Regions from separate parts of the Homo sapiens genome. Here region 1 is linked to region 2. A link is an interaction called in ENCODE POLR2A ChIA-PET data of the cell type or tissue named here. Cell type or tissue: Caco-2. All regions are shown on one strand.

Evidence for each region. Peaks named below come from ENCODE experiments on the same cell type or tissue, not always from the same donor. Only the 100,000 strongest peaks of a DNase experiment are listed, where the experiment ranks them.
Region 1: POLR2A ChIA-PET joins it to region 2 with 6 read pairs; 1 of 35 experiments calls an interaction of 5 or more read pairs at or near these places.

Annotation. Positions count from the first base shown.
Region 1 is chr18:6,919,628-6,927,627 of GRCh38, reverse strand. It overlaps LINC00668 (long intergenic non-protein coding RNA 668), which reads left to right. Exons shown (of 7, transcript NR_034100.1): 4 at 44-971; 5 at 1,070-1,188; 6 at 1,403-1,556; 7 at 1,910-2,154. It also overlaps the pseudogene SCML2P1. Among named protein-coding and RNA genes, the nearest start is that of LINC00668, 6.2 kb to the left of the region's middle. In Caco-2, a CTCF peak has its summit at 7,418; DNase peaks (open chromatin) are centred at 4,207, 6,477 and 7,397.
Region 2 is chr18:7,060,929-7,068,928 of GRCh38, reverse strand. The region is part of intron 3 of LAMA1 (laminin subunit alpha 1); the gene reads left to right. Among named protein-coding and RNA genes, the nearest start is that of LAMA1, 53 kb to the left of the region's middle. In Caco-2, no CTCF peak of the experiment used is centred here; DNase peaks (open chromatin) are centred at 4,428 and 6,958.

The sequences.
Region 1 (8,000 bases), 140 kb after region 2:
TCCAAATGTAATGTAAACTTTTTTTTCTTTTCTTTTTTTACAGACAGGATCTCACTCTGTTGCTGAGGCTGGATCACAGCTCCCTGCAACCTTGAACTCTCCCTCAAGCAATTCTCCCCACTCTGCCTTCCAAAGCACTAGCATTATAGGCCTAAGCCACCACTCCCATCCACTGTAGTGTAAACTGTCTCCTTCAATGTTTCCAATAGTTGCGGAGCAGATCAGATAAGGGTTCTTCCTGTCTGTTGCTTCAAGTTTCATTCTCTCTTTAAACAATACAAGGTTGGCTTCCATGGTTCCTTCTTAAAGAATGTTGAAGGTGTGTCTTCAGATTCATTTAGTGTTCGTGGAACCCCAGGGAAAGCTGATGTAAAAACCTCTTTTTTCTCCCATATGTCTCAAAAAGTTGTATTTTCTGGGTCCAAGGGATCTGCAAGCCTCCTAAAGGCATTTCCATTGTCACTACCACCAGGTGTGAACTGTAATCTGGCACGTATAGTTCCAAGAACTGTCATAATAGATGCTGAAGAAACATTGTGAAGTTAACTCGCTGTTACCAACTGTGAAGTCATTAGCTAGAGGAATCTTGGGCGGTCTGAAATCTGAGATACTGTGGAAAGAACAGAAAGATCCTGTATCTTTCCTATAATTGTTCTACTGGAAGTTGTCATTTTACACAGGAGACATTCTGTTTTATTTATTTTCTTTTGAGACAGGGTCTCACTCTGTCGCCCAGGCTGGAGTGCAGTGTTGTTACCACAGGTCACTGGTGCCTCCACTGCCTGAGGACTGCTCAAGCAATCCTCCTGCCTCAGTCCCCTGAGGAGCTGGGGCCACAGGCCTGCACCACCATGCCTGGCTAATTATTTTTATTTGTAGAGACAAAGTCTATCTTGCCTAGGCTGATCTCGAACTCCTGGGCTCAAGTAATCCTCCCGCGGTGGCTTCTCAAAGTGCTTGGGATTACAGATGTAAGCTACCATGCCCGGCCTCACAGGAGACATTTTTGATGTCCCTCTTGACAGTCTACAAAAGTCTACAAATCTTTTTTTTTTTTTTTTTGAGACAGGGTCTTGCTCTGTCACCCAGTCTGGAATGCAGTGGTGCCATCATAGCTCACTACAGCCTGAGCTGTACTGAGCTCGAGGGATCTTCCCGTCTCCGCCTCCTAAGCAGCTGGGACTACAGGTACTTGCCCCCAGGCCCAGATAATTTATTTAAAAACTTTTTTTGTAGAGACAGGGTCTCACTATGTTGCCCAGGCTGGTCTCAAACTCCTGGCCTCAAACAATCCTCTACCTCAACCCCCCTAAGTGCTGGCATTACAGGCATCAGCTGCCATGCCTGGCTACAAATCTTAATGTTTTCCCCATGGCTTCTTTTTCTGGCGTTCTTTTCTCAGGTAATGGAAGTGGGCAGAGAATGATCCTTTCCCTAGGCTCCAGTGTGTAAGAATTAAAGAAAGAGGAAAGAAACACAATGGCTTGATGGTCGAGGACAGGTTTATTTTAAAGAAAACAAACCCAAGAGTGGCTTCTGGCTGAGTTAGATCAGAGGCATGCTCTCTTACAGACTAAGAGTTTTTAAGGATTCAGGGTGGGAGAGTTTATCAGAGGCTTGGACTGCTTCTGTGTCTCTTTAGGTGTGCTTATCTGGGAGGGAGTTGTGTGTCTGTTTCCATACATCTTCCTGCAGCTGCAGGCATACCCCCAGGTCTGCTTTTAGCTTCCCTATCTTAGTGCACCTGAAGGGAAAGAATGTGCTTATTAAGGCCCACTGTTATACTGGGGCCCAATGTATGAGGGTGAAGTTTGGCAATTACCCAAGAGACTTTCCCCCCACCTCCCTCTGTGCCTGAGCTGTCTCATCTATGTTTTACTGTCTGCTCTTTCTGTCTGCTTGTTGTTAGAAGAGAAGTGATTTTCTTGAAATGCATGAGGCTGGAAAGGGAGCTGGCACTTAAAGTGGCGGTGTTTGTCCGAGAGGATGGTGCTCCTGCTCTGTCACAGTGGGCATGGGGATTCAGGCCACTGCCACCGAATTTCAAGAGCCCAAGCACAGAGCCCAGAACTAAATTGTGAGGGTTTAAAAAAAAAAAAAGCTTTATTGAAGTATAATTGACATACAATAAACTTGAATATTTAAAGTGTACAATTTATGCGTTTGGGCATTTGTATATACCCCTGCAACCATCAGCACACTGAAGATAAGGAATATACCCATTACCCCTGAAAATTTCCCCATGCCCTTTGGAGCCCCTCCCTTCAACCCCTCAAATACTTAATGCGCTTTTTCCCGAAAGGCAAGAAGAAAGCTTCCCTACACATTTATCAAGGCTGTTATAATCCTGACTCCCAAACAAGGTAAGGAAATTGTTAGACACTTAGAGAACACTTTCAACTATTGTATTCAGATGTTAAAATCCTCAGTAAAATTCCCATAACAGTTAATTGAACAAACCAATTATGCAAAAACATACAATCAACTATAATTGCACCCTATAGACTCCCCTTTTTATTCTCTAATGTGTTATATTCCACTAAATCTTTCTTCATCTTGCCAGTTTTTCTTCTAATTTCCCTGCAGCTATAATTTTGGCTGATGCTATAGTTTGAATATTTGACCCTCCAAACCTCATGTTGAAATTTAGTCCCCAGTGTTGGAGGTGGGGCCTGGTGGAAGGTGTTTGGGTCATGGGGGTGGATCACTCATGAACGGCTTGGTGCTGTTCTCATGGCAATGAGTGAGTTCTCACATAATCAGTTCCCTCCAGAGCTGGTTATTAAAGAGAGCCTGGCATCTCCCCTCTGTCTCTCTTGCTTCCTGTCTCATCATGTAATGTCTGCACACACTGGCTCCCCTTCTGCCATGAGTGGAAACTCCTGGAAGCCCTCACCAGAAGTAGATGCTGTTGCCAGCAGAACCACGAGTCAAATAAACCTATTTTTATAAATTACCCAGCCTCAGGTATTCCTTTAGAGCAACACATATGGACTAAGACAGTGATGTTCTCAATTTACCCTGACATTGCATGCAGGCCGGCTGTTTCCTCTTAAGTTCCCGGAGTGGGAATGTGTTCCGGACAAAGGATGCTAGTGAGTGGCAGTCCCCTACATTTCAGAAGGAGCAGAACAATGAAAGAAGGAAGTTGTATTCAATTACAATTTCTTTAGGCCTTTCTAAAGTTTGTCAACCCCTTGAATAAGTCCATAGAAGTACCACAAGTGGGCCAGGAGTAACTTCATTTTGTGTCAAAGACAAAGACTTCTTGGACCTGGAGAATAGGGTCCAACAAATAGGCCTTCTACAATAAGGCATTCCTTTCCCATTTGGTCTGTCCATGCAGCTGTCTTAACATGATTCATGCTATTTAGGAGTGATACATGATTAAATGTTGAACATTCATCAACAGATATTTATCAATTGTTACCTTTCACCTGGACTGGATGTTGAGGTGAAAATGGAGAGAGTGCTTTATTAAAATTGCAAGGATCAAGAGGCATATGTGTTTTTAACCTTAAAACACTACAAAATGAAGGGCTAACTTGTACAGTGGGATGGAGTGAATGATATGGGCATCTGTTAAGATGCCATCTGTAACCAGGCTCTGCAGAATGTGTGCTGGCAGCCTTTGTGGTAGAGCAGCCCAGTTCACAAAGTGCTGTCACTGTGGGGATGAGACTGTGGGGATGGGTGGGTGGTGAAGGCATGGCAGATCTAACCTCTTGACTGAAGCAGAGGGACCCTGCTGTGCAGCAATGGGAGAGGAAAAAGGACAAAGTAGGTTGGGCCTGATCATGGAGAGCCCAGGGGAATTACCCCATGCCCATTTCCAGTCGGCCCCTGCTCCAAGCGACCCACTTTTCTAATGTATATCTCCATAGATTAGTTTTTCCTGCTGTTGAATTTCATGTAAGTGGAATCATGCATTGTTAAAGAAAAATTATTCATGACACTCATTAAAGATGATAAGGCAGATTTTAACATGGGGGACCTCCATAATGGGGTTTTGCAGTAGGGAAGAAAGGTTTGGCTCCACTCTGAACACAACAAGGACAACTGGGGGTTTCTAGCCAAGGAGCAGGGTGGGGCTCAGTGGATGGAAAGTTACTAAGAGGAAACATCAAAGCTAGGGAGGTTTTTGTTAGAGGAGCTCAACAGGATCTTTGCTCAAGGCAGGCCAGTATGGGAAGATATGAAGAGTGGGGGGTGTGGAATTTGATCAGATAACAATGGTGGGGGATTTTCGATAAACTGACCCAACAAGATTGTAACTCACCTAAATGAACCAAGGACAGTCTAAAGTTTAAGCTTTGAGGGCTTAGAGGGCCTCACTGGAGTTAGGTCAAAGAAAACCTTTGTCAGTATGGACTCATGTTTGACTTTTTGCATGCAACATGTTTTTGAAATTCATATTGTTGCATGTGCTCTAAATTCATTTTATTTTATTGTTGAGTAGTACTCCGTTATATGAATTAACCAAGTGTATTTAACCCTTTTCCAAGTTTTGTGTGTTATGAATAAAACTTCAGTGGACATTCTTGCACAAGTATTTGTGTGGATGTGTTTTAATTTCTCTTGGGTAATATCTTAGGAGTTGATTTCTAGGTTATAGGGTAGGTACATGGTTATGTTTATACTATATTGCCAGTTTTCCAAAGTAGTTCTGCTACTTTATACTCCCAACAGCAATGTATGAGAACGCCAGTTGTTGTATTCCTTGCCAACACTTGGTATTATGTCTCTTTTTAATGTTGAGCATGGTTTTTTTTTTTTTTTTTTTTTTTCTGGAGACCGAGTCTCGCTCTGTCACCCAGGCTGGAGTGCAGTGGTGCAATCTCGGCTCACTGCAACCTCTGCCTCCCGGATTGAAGTGATTCTCCTGCCTCGGCCTCCCAAGTAGCTGGGACTACAGGCACCCACCACCACGCCCAGCTAATTTTTTGTGTTTTTAGTAGAGACGAGGTTTCACCATGTTAGCCAAGATGGTCTTGATCTCCTGACCTTGTGATGCACCTGCCTCAGCCTCCCAAAGTGCTGGGATTACAGGCATGAGCCACCGTGCCCAGCCAATGTTGAGTATTCTTGTGGTTGCATAGTGCTATCACCTGGTGGTTTAATTTGCATTTCTCTGATGACTGATGATGTTGAGTATCTTTTTATGCATGTTGTCTATTTCTATACTTTTGTGAAGTGTTCAAGTCTTTTGTCCATTAAAAAATTATCTTTTTAAAATCAGTGATTTGTTAGAGTTCTTTACATATTCTGTGAATTATACACACACACACACACAAACACACACATTCTTCACCTAATCTATAGCTTTCCTTTAACAGTTTATTGACTGAGCAAAAATATTAAATTGTATGGATCCAATTTATCAATGATTTCCTTCTATGGCTAAGGTTTTTGTGGTCCTATTGTAGTGACACAGAACTGTGTGGTAGAGAAGCCTGTTTCCAATGTCTAAGGAAATGGAGCTCAGGACTATAGCAAAGCTCACTGCTATGCAGTGATAGAAATGTTATGCAAATGCAGAGCAACTACCGAAAATGAGCTGTATGTGTTATATAACATAAAAGGTCATAAATAAGATGTCATTGCCTGGAAGACTATGCAAGTGATTGTTAGTTGGCAAAATTCAGATAAATTTTTCAAAGGTGTCCCCTCCCATGTATCCCTTTCCAACTTCTTTCTGGTCAGAGAAGGTGTAATTTACTGCTGGGAAGAAGAGAGAAATGTGTCTAATAGAGCCTCCAGCTTCCCTGGAGCTCCTGATTCTTTTCCATCTGCTGTGTGCTTTGCTGTCAAACAACATTTTGTAGATGTCTTTGGAACTGAGATAATGCCAGCAGGGTTCCAAGTTGATCTAGTGGAAGAGATTGCAACCCAGCTCAGGGCCAGAACCTTCCAGGATGGCCAGAAGGGGACAGCAGGCATTTCCTAGTCAAGAAGGTAGGAATAGATAACCTCCTAAATATGCCCTTGAAGCCATCAATTAACTAGGAATGACAGCTTTCTTAGCTATGGAACAGAAAAAATACCAGTAACAGGGCAGGAAATATTACCATAGGATGACAATTGCCATTACTCTTCCAAACCTAGCATTTGGATCCGCCAAGAAAGAGAAAGGATAGAGATAGTGCATGGGGTGCATGGGCTTAGTTATCATTCAGGGCCATTCTGTGCCAAAGTCAGGAGCTATATCCAGGGAAGTAAATTAACCCTATGGGATGAAGCTGTTTGTGCGGGGTTTGTGAACAAAAGTCGTTTGAAAAGGAATTTGGAGGAAAGAGGCTTATTCCAGTGAACAGTTTGCAAACCTGGGAGATACAGCCTTAAAGGAAGGTACATTCCAAAGTACAAAGGGAGGGCTCTGGTTTTATAGTGACAGTGCCTGCCCAGGTGCCCAATCATGTTCATTTATGCAAATAAAAGATTCAAACTTGCCTAGTTGTGATTGGTCAATACAGCTGAGCTCTGGTTGATTGGTTGATACAGCTGAGATCTCCTTGGCTGGTTCAGGTGAGCGCAGCGTGTGGCAAAGTACAGCAGAAGTGCGGGTGGTCTGGGGACTCAGGGTGACCTCTAGTCAACTGCAGATGGCTGCGTGGCTCTATTCAAAATGTAGGCCCAGCTGGCCATCTGGGTGCCTCTTGAAGGAGTGGCTCTTTAGGGTTCACCTTTGTTTACAGGTGTCAGAAACGAAGAGACTCAAGAAAAGACTGCCTGCCCTACTCACCTTGACTGAGCGCTGACGAAGACCACGGGGCCCTCTGCGCTGCAAGGGCGGAGGTGGCCCAGAAGCCCGCAGTGCCCACGTGCAGGACCCAGGGTAGGGGGTGAGGCCGGACGATGGCACCCGCCCCGCTGGTTCCCAGCCACACAGGGAGGCAAAGCAAAGGCAGCCCGCGGGCGGATGGAGCTGCAGGGGCCGAGCGTCGGCAAGCCCAGGACGGCCTGGCGCAGGGTTGCGGGCGCCCGACCTCCAGCGTGGCCCGCGGATGCAAGACAAAGCTTTAAAGCCTCCGGCCGCACAGCCACCCACTAGTCCCCAGGTATGAGGACGGTCTGAAGAACCTCTCTCTCCTCTGCCTGCTGAAGAGTTCCAAGACAAGTAAGGCAACAGCAAGGACGACACAACCACACACCGCCACAACCACACGCCACCACCACCACACACTACCACAACCACACCACACACCTCCACAACCACACACCACCAACCCCACACTGCCACAACCACACACAACCACACACCACCACCACACACCAGAACCACACACAACCACACATAACCACAACCACACAACACCACAACCACAACCACACACCAGCACCACAACACACAACCACAACCTCCCTCTGAGCTGCTCAGGCTGCTTTAACCAACCAGTTTGGAATCCAATCAAAATCCTCTGCTGCCGTCTAGCGACGAATACCGGGAAAGCAGAATATATAGTAAGAAAGCTGTTTAAGAGGCAAAAAGTGATCGTCTAAAGGTTTGCAAGTGCAAGCCAGAAGAACCTGGTCATCCTGTGTTCATGACAGTGCCTTGAACTGGGTCACCCCGCACTTGCTAAGGGGCTGGTGTGGGATGTGACAAGAAGAAAGTCGTCAAGGGGACTCCAAGATTTCTGACTTGAGAAACTGAAAAAGCCACTGTTAACTGAGATTTTTTTTTTTTTTAATGTGGGTGGAACGGATTTGGGCATAAAGATTTAAAAATCCAGTTTGAAACGTGCTAAATTGGAATGTTTAAAAGGGAATACTTGCTAAACTGAGCAATAATTATGCTGTCTCCAGGTTAGCACGCGTCCCCTTTTAGGTCAAAGGATACAGAGTAGCAAGTATGTAGGAGGAACAAATCAAAAGATCTAATGAACAACATCGGGACTGTCGTTTCTATAGTGTGTTGTGTTAAGGATTTTTGCAAAATCAGTAGATCATAGCTGCTCTTGCCACAAGGCGGAAAAACGGAAAAATGGAAAAACGGGTAA
Region 2 (8,000 bases):
GGGAAGTCCGTTCTGAAATTATTTCTTCCATTATATTGAAGCTGAAAAAAAGGGGTAAGTTTTAATTTCTCAAGAGATATTTCTTTGAAAAATATAGTGCAGTTTGGTATCCATTCTAGCTTTTTTTTTTTCTTTTTTATGTATTGACTTAACTTCTACTCAGATTGTAGTATTTCCATCTTTAAAAACAAAGCTGTAACAACGTTTTTAAAACATGGCTTATAAAAACCTCAGCTAGGTCTCAGAATATCTCTTGTGTTTTTAATGTCTTCAGTGGACCTTTTCTCTACACAGAACTTCCTTTATTTTGATGTACTAGTAACAGATAATAGCAGAAAGTTTTTAAACTATAGAAAAATATAAGAAAAAAGTTATTTAAAAAATCCCCTGTGATTCTTACAATCAGGGGTGACCTTTTGCTCCATTGCATCATATCTAAGAACACTGAATATATTTAAGAAATCAGGGAATCTCTGTCTTGTGCATACTGGGATCTCAGGATTCATCGATGAACAAGACAACGATCGGATTCACATTAAGCCCTTAGTGCAAAGAAAGTGGACAACACATGGGCGGTTCCTTCAGTATGTTGGTTATTAGCAGTGATGAGCAGGCTCGCTTTCATTGCATCTTTAAAGGCAGGCCCCAGCTCTCAAGGGGCTTCTGGTCTGGTGGGGAAAAATAGGCTTCTGCTGAGTGGTGTAGAGTGTGCAGGGACCGGGGGTGCACAGAGAACACTTCAGAAGGACCACTTCGTGGCTCAGAGAAACAATGCAGGCCGGGCGCGGTGGCTCACGCCTGTAATCCCAGCACTTTGGGAAGCCGAGGCAGGTGGATTACCTGAGGTCAGGAGATCAAGACCAGCCTGACCAACATGGACAAACTCTGTCTCTACTAAAAATACAAAATTAGCCAGGCATGGTGGTGCATGCCTGTAATGCCACCTACTCAGGAGGCTGAGCCAGGAGAATCGCTTGAACCCAGGGGGCAGAGTTTGCAGTGAGCCAAGATCGTGCCATTGCACTCCAGCCGGGGCAACAAGAGCAAAACGCCGTCTCAAAAAAAAAAAAATGCGAAAAGGACCCACCGGAGGAAGGGAGGCAGGAATACAGAAGGAAGAAGCAGCAGGGAAGAGCAGGGTGGGAAAGGCCTGGAAATTAGAAAGCCTGGCATGTCTGTGGAGCTGACATAGTACATTCAGTCCTAGAATAAACATTTCCTCTCGTTTTTCTTTTCTATTTATTGGGACATAATTGACATATAGTGAAATGCACAAATCTCGAGTGTATAGTTGGGTGAGTTTTGATAAATACAGACACTTGTATAAGCCATTCCCTTGGTATAGAACGTTTGCGTCACCCCAAAAGGCTCCCCCACCCCCTTCCCAGCCAATTCCCCACTTGCTCTCCTCCCTCCCAGCAGCCAGAGGAACCGCTGTCCTGAATTTTTTTTTTTTTTCACTTTGGAAGAGTTTTGCCTGTGAGATGACTTCTTATTAATGGAATCACAGTGCGTCCTTTTTTGTGTCTGGCTTCTTTCTGTGAGCATGAGGTTTGTCAGATTCACATGCCATTGCTTGTATGAGTGGCTTGTTCCATTCATTTCTGTGTAGTAATTTCACTTTATGGATATAGCAACATTTATTTATCCACTGTCTTGCTGGGTATTTCCAGTTTTTGTCTATTGTAAAAATGCTGCTGAAAGCAAAGCAATCCTGGGCTCTTCTCCCAGGAGTCACTGTCCCGTGCTGCCTGCTGTCCAATATTTGAAACCCATTGTTTATATCCTGTGTCCAGAGTTCTAGCTGTTCACTGGAGGAGAGCCAGGTGCTACCAATTTCTTCTTCCTAGCGACCAGCAAAATGCCTGTAATAATTTTTAATGGAAGAATGATATTTTATCATTTGGCTACACAATAATTCATTTAACCTGTTCCCATTGGGAGACACTTAAGGTGTTTCCAATTTGGGGCTATTCTAAGTTATGCTGCAACAAACATTTGAATATTTTATGGCTGTTACGGTAGTTTATTTTTTAGTGTCGATTCCAAAAAATTAGATTATTTGGTTAAATGCTTAAATTTTTTAAAATGTGATCTTTATTGCCTTATTTTTTTCAAAAACATTGCTCAATTTATATGCTCAGTAACAGTGATAAAGTGTGTTTCACAATTCCTTGGTAGTATAGAGATCAGAATTTTCTTTTCTTTTCTTTTTTGTCCTATGCTAATTGAATAGCAGAGAATTTATTTGTTTATAATGAGTTGTCACATTATGTCACTGTACTGGACATATCTTTGGGAGGACTAAGCTAAATTCAGATGCTTAAACAATGTTTGGTCTGATTTATTATCTTCACATGTGTAAATTTTATGATTATTAATCTATTGAGGCAGTCAAATTGCTATAACACGGTGGTGACATTTTTAGATATTGAATATCAATATTAGAGGCTGGACAGACTTTTCAAGTCATATTCTAACCAAAGAGAAAGAACCGATTTGACTCTAAGTCTCATTATTTTGAGAAGTTCCAGTTGTCACAAGAATAACTATGGAACATTGGAATATTGATTAAAAATCTGATACCTTACCTCTGTATTGTGCATTTTATAAAGTGCTTTCCTGTTCATTATTTCATCTTATGCTTACATGAAAAATCTGAAAAATGTGTCGATTTGTATCCACGTCATTCACGAATATGCACTGGGATGTAGAGAATACATCCTCTGGATTTGTCGTTTTAAGCCTAAATCATGGAAAACATTCAATGTAGTTTTAAAGTTCTCTAGGCTATAGGAAATTAAAAATATATTACTCACCTATCACTACCTTTTTCCAGGGGAATATGGGTGATTGTGGAATTCTGACTCTGAAAGCATTGGTTTTGGTGAGATGACCAGGCTGCCAAAGTGCACTGAAGGTAGAGACTTCTTAGTGACTGGGACAGCTGCCTGTTGATGCCGTGCACCTCCTCAGACCTGTGGTCTCTTTGCAATTTGTATGCAGGCACTTAGAAAGCACTGACTCGCTCTGGCCTGACTGTTTCGGAAATGAAGCTAGGAAAACTGTGAGGTCAAATTTAAACCTGCAAATAATTAGCTGGATGGCATAGCTGTACAAACTGAGATAGCCCGGGAAATTTGGTAAAGCTTTAAAACTATTATACTTATTCGCTTCTGTTCAGCCAACTGGGCTGATTTTTGAGACAGAGTCTCACTCTGTCACCCAAGCTGGAGTGCAACGGTGCGATCTCAGCTCACTGCAATCTCTGCCTCCTCCGTTCCAGCCATTCTTGTGCTTCGGCATCCCGAGTAGCTGGGACTACAGGTGCGTGCCACCACACCTGGCTAATTTTTGAATTTTTAGTAGAGATGAGGTTTTGCCATGCTGCCCAGGCTGGTCTCGAACTCCTGGCCTCAAGTGATAAGTGATTCACCTACCTTGGCCTCCCAAAGTGCTGGGATTACAGGTGTGAGCCACCATACCTGGCCAACATAAGCTTTCTTATCAGTTGAGAATTACTAGAATATGTGTAATTGTTTTCTTGTTTTAAAAAATAATAGACTATTTTTTAGAGAAGTTTTAGGTTTACAGAAAAATTGAATGTAAAGTACAGAGAATTCCCCCACACCCCTCTGTACAATAGTTTTTGGATCAAATTTTGGCTAGTCGTTGTTTTTTTTTTTTTTTTTTTTTGAGATAGAGTCTCACTCTGTCACCCAGGCTGGAGTGCAGTGGCGCAATCTCAGCTCACTGCAACCTCCGCCTCTCGAGTTCAAGTGATTCTCCTGCCTCAGCCTCCTGAGTAGCTGGGACTACAGGCACGTGCCACTATGCCTGGCTAATTTTTTGTATTTTTAGTAGAGACGAGGATTCACCCTGTTAGCCAGGATGGTCTTGATCTCCTGACCTTGTGATCCACCTGCCCCCCTCCCAAAGTGCTGGGATTACAGGCGTGAGCCACTGCGCCCGGCCTTGGCTATTCTTAATCACCCTTTTAAGAGCAAGTGACTGATCCAGTGCAGTTCAACAGTTTCTAAGACCTTTTCCTCCGTAGTATTTACAAGACGATCATGAGAATTGTCAATCATATAATTTAAGAATTTTTGCTTTTCCTACTATTTAATGGTATGTAATCAGAAGATATTTATCTGTGTTCTTCATATGAAGGAAGCACAAAAAAATGTCAGTTAAATAACCACTTAGTAGGTCTCTAGTGGGATGAACAATATTTAGAATCATTTACAACTTTATACCAGTCTTGTATCAGTCTTATAGACTGAGCCAGGCAAGAAATGGGGCTGCCCGAACTTGCTGTTCAGGAAATGCCACCAAGGAGAAAGCATTGTGTGAACAATGGGTCTTTCACTGTAAAGTCCTGAGTTTGGGGCTCTGGTTTTGTATTTTGTGAAGTATCATCATGCCTTGCCAGAGCTCAGTAAGAATGTGACCGAAATCAGGTCATGAGAAAGATAAGATTTCAAACATCCCCTCGGAGCTGTTTGCTTGACCTCCACTGACTTAATTGGTTTCTATGGAGTTGGCCCCTGCCTAGAAATACTACATTCCTACTCATTTTCAACTTAGACAGCTCAGTCTTTCACAAGGTTGAATCTTCATACCATTCACTTTTCATCTCTTTTTTTTTGGAGGGGGTGTTATTATAAAATATGCATATCATAAAATTTACCATTGTAACCTTTTTTTGTATTAAAAATGGCATATTCTCTATTTTGCATACTTTAATTTCAGAACAAAATAAACAAAAAAAAATCCACAATACACAACATCCAATCCTGCTGTCAGAGTAGGGAGGGAATGGGGGCTTGACACCCTTGTTTCCTGCCTTCAATACAAAGACAGGAGAGAAAAAAACACTAGACATCAGCAGGGGGAGCCAGGTGGGACAGGGGCACTTGAGGCTGCAGTGGGAGCCATTTTAACCATTTTTAAGTGTACAGTACAGTGGCATTAAGTATATTGTGCAACCGTCACCACCATCCATCCCCAGAACTTTTTCATCTTCCCAAACAGAAACTCTGTACCCCTTAAACACCAACTCCACGTTCCTCTCTTCCCCCAGCCCTGGGTAGCCTCCATTCAGCTTTTGTCTATGAATTTGATTACTCTGGGTAATCAAGCTTACATAAGTGGAATCATATTCTATTTGTCCTTTTGTCTGGCTTATTTCACTTAGCGTACATAATGTCCTCAAGGCTTATCTATGTTGTAGCATGTATTACAATTTCCTTCCTTTTAAAGACTGAATAATATTCCATTGTATGCATAGACCATATTTTGTTTAGCCATTCATCCATCAACGGGTACCTGGGCTGTTTCCACCTTTTAGCTATTGTGAATAATGCTGCTGTGAACATTGGTGTACATGTGTATTCGAGTCCCTGCTTTCTCTTCTTCTGGATATATACCTGGAAGAGGAATTTCTGCATCATGTTGTAATTCTATGTTTAATTTTTTGAGGGACCACCATACTGTTTTCCATAGTACCTGCACCATTTTACATTCCCACTGCATCTTTTAAAAAAATAAACAAAAGCCTTCCTATATATTATGTATCCTACATATTTGGATATTCTCTTTTAAAAAATAAGCTTTAAATATTATGATTTGTCAGTTAGATACTCAGTGAAGTTAGATGTGTCTAAAGAAAAAGGAGAATCTTCAAGTAGAATATAGACCAAGGATCCATATAAAAAGTGAAATTTTACACACTCACAAGAAACAATACTTTCTCATCTCTCTAGTGCTAAAACTATCAACGATTCAGCTAGATTTAGGGCCCAAAGGAAAGAAAACACATAATTATTGTTTCTGGGTGTTGTAAATGTATAACTAATAGGTTAATGTTTAATGGAGTTCGTTAAGTACAGATTTGCACAGCTTTTCTGGGCAGTATCACCTGTTGGATTTTAGAGGCTTAATGATTAAGGGCCCCTTTTACTGTCACTGAGTGTGATGCTCGTGTGTTTTCTCATAATAAGGCATGCGAAGAAGGGATGCAAGCTGTAAGCTCTTCACCATCGCTCCATCAACTGGAGCAAAAACAGGTCAATGTGAGGACTAGGAGAAGAGGTGAAAAGAAGTTGAATTTTTAGCCAGATATTCTCTGGGACTGAGGCAAGAGCGGGGAAGTGTGGGCTTTGGGGCCATGTAGGAGAGAACTCTGCACTCTTCCTACAGTGGAGAGAGGGATCTGATCGAGCTGGAAGACACTGCTTGGCCTCTTTGTGTTTTCCTTCTCACTCATGTTTTGGCCTTTTAGAAAACCCTGTAAGACCCGTTGCTTTTATCTCTGCTCTGGTCTCTTGGTGTTTACAAAGTCAGCACCACCATCTCTCATGATTTCCAGGCACCAACATCCAATCCTGTGACCTTCAGCTCCGGTGACCCTGTAGCTCCTTGGTTTCAGTCCCTGGGATGGTCTAAGCGTTTTAACCACGGTGCACAAACATCTGCGTGATGGCCGACAGCCCTGGCCAGGCGCCCGCCGGCTCTCTCCTGCCATCTCTGCACTCCTTCCTCTGTGCTCTGCCCTCAGAGTTCCCCTCAGTGTCTTTCCTCACCTTTGCTCCAGTTACCTGGACATCTCTCATCTGGTTTCAGAGATACCTTCTCTTACCTTCAGGGAAGACTTCCCTGACTATCTGCCTTCTCCAGAGTTAATGGGCCTTCCCCCAACACCCAGACACTCTCACAGCCTCCACCCTTCTCCCTGGTGACTTGGTCAGCCTCTGGCTTTCCCACCAGGGCATTGGGTCACATAGACCTTCCATCCACTGCCATATTTGTGGCACCTGGCTTAGTCCCTGTGACAAAGCAGATGCTCAGTTAATGATGACTGGACGAAGCTTCAGTGAAAAATTGTTAGTGGGCGTCCCTTGTCCCCAGTGTCCTGTGTCCATGTGGAGTGTTCCTTTGCTCACCCCTCCCCCACCTGTCCTCAAGGGAGGAGCAGTCATTGCCTAACTCGGGGACAGCTGACTCTCTCCCCCAGGGCACAGTGTGCTCTTCTTTTCCCGTGCAGGCTGTTCTCAGACGCACAGGTACTGGCCCACAGGACAGAGCTTCCAGGGTGGGTCCACAAGCACCCACTCAGGCTGTGATGCAGGAGGGAGTGTGTCGAGCAGGCCTCCACCGCGCCCATCTACATCATATCCTCCAGTTTTGCTTTTTTATGGAATATTGCAGACTGCTTTTTCCAATCTCCATGACAGATTTGTGAGCCTACTTCCACATCAGAAGAGGAAGGAAGGGATGCCATTCATTGCCACCACTGTCCCAACATGAACAAATGGGGAACTGCATTTTGGAGAAAGCCTAGTGTGATTTCAAAGGCTTAGATGGTCCTAGGTGAAAACTTGATAGTTAACGGCCAAGGGAATCGTTAGGAGTTGGGGAATAGAAAAGGTGCTTTTTGGATTTCTTAGGTCTGAGAATGGCCTGTAACTGCATTTCACAAGTGGGTTTATATCATTCTAGGGGCACTTGGCTGTCATGTGGATCTTACAAGGTGGGGAAAAGAAATGAAGATCCTCACAAAGAGCATTTGGTGACATGCCTGGCTGTGGTTTTGAGGCTGTTCCAGCTAATTTTCCACAAATTTAGCAAAATCACCAAGAACACCTCGTCAACTTGAGCAACAGGAACAATTATAGGGAGAAATACATCGAGACTAGGAAGGGAAGACAACCTTTTACTTGTCTGTTCTGTTTCTTAGATAAAGCAGTTCAACACTTTTTGTGGGGGATGAGGGACAGGGTCTTGCTCTGTCATCCAGGCTGGAGTGCAGTGGCACCATCACGGCTCACTGCAGCCTCGACCTCCCAGGCTCAAGTGATCCTCCCACTTCAGCCTCTCCATGGCTGGGACCAAAGGCATGCACCACCATGCCTGCATGATTTTTTTTGTAGTTTTTGCAGAGATGAGGTTTTGCCGTGTTGCCCAGGCTGGTCTCAAATTTCTGGGCTCAAGCAGTCTGC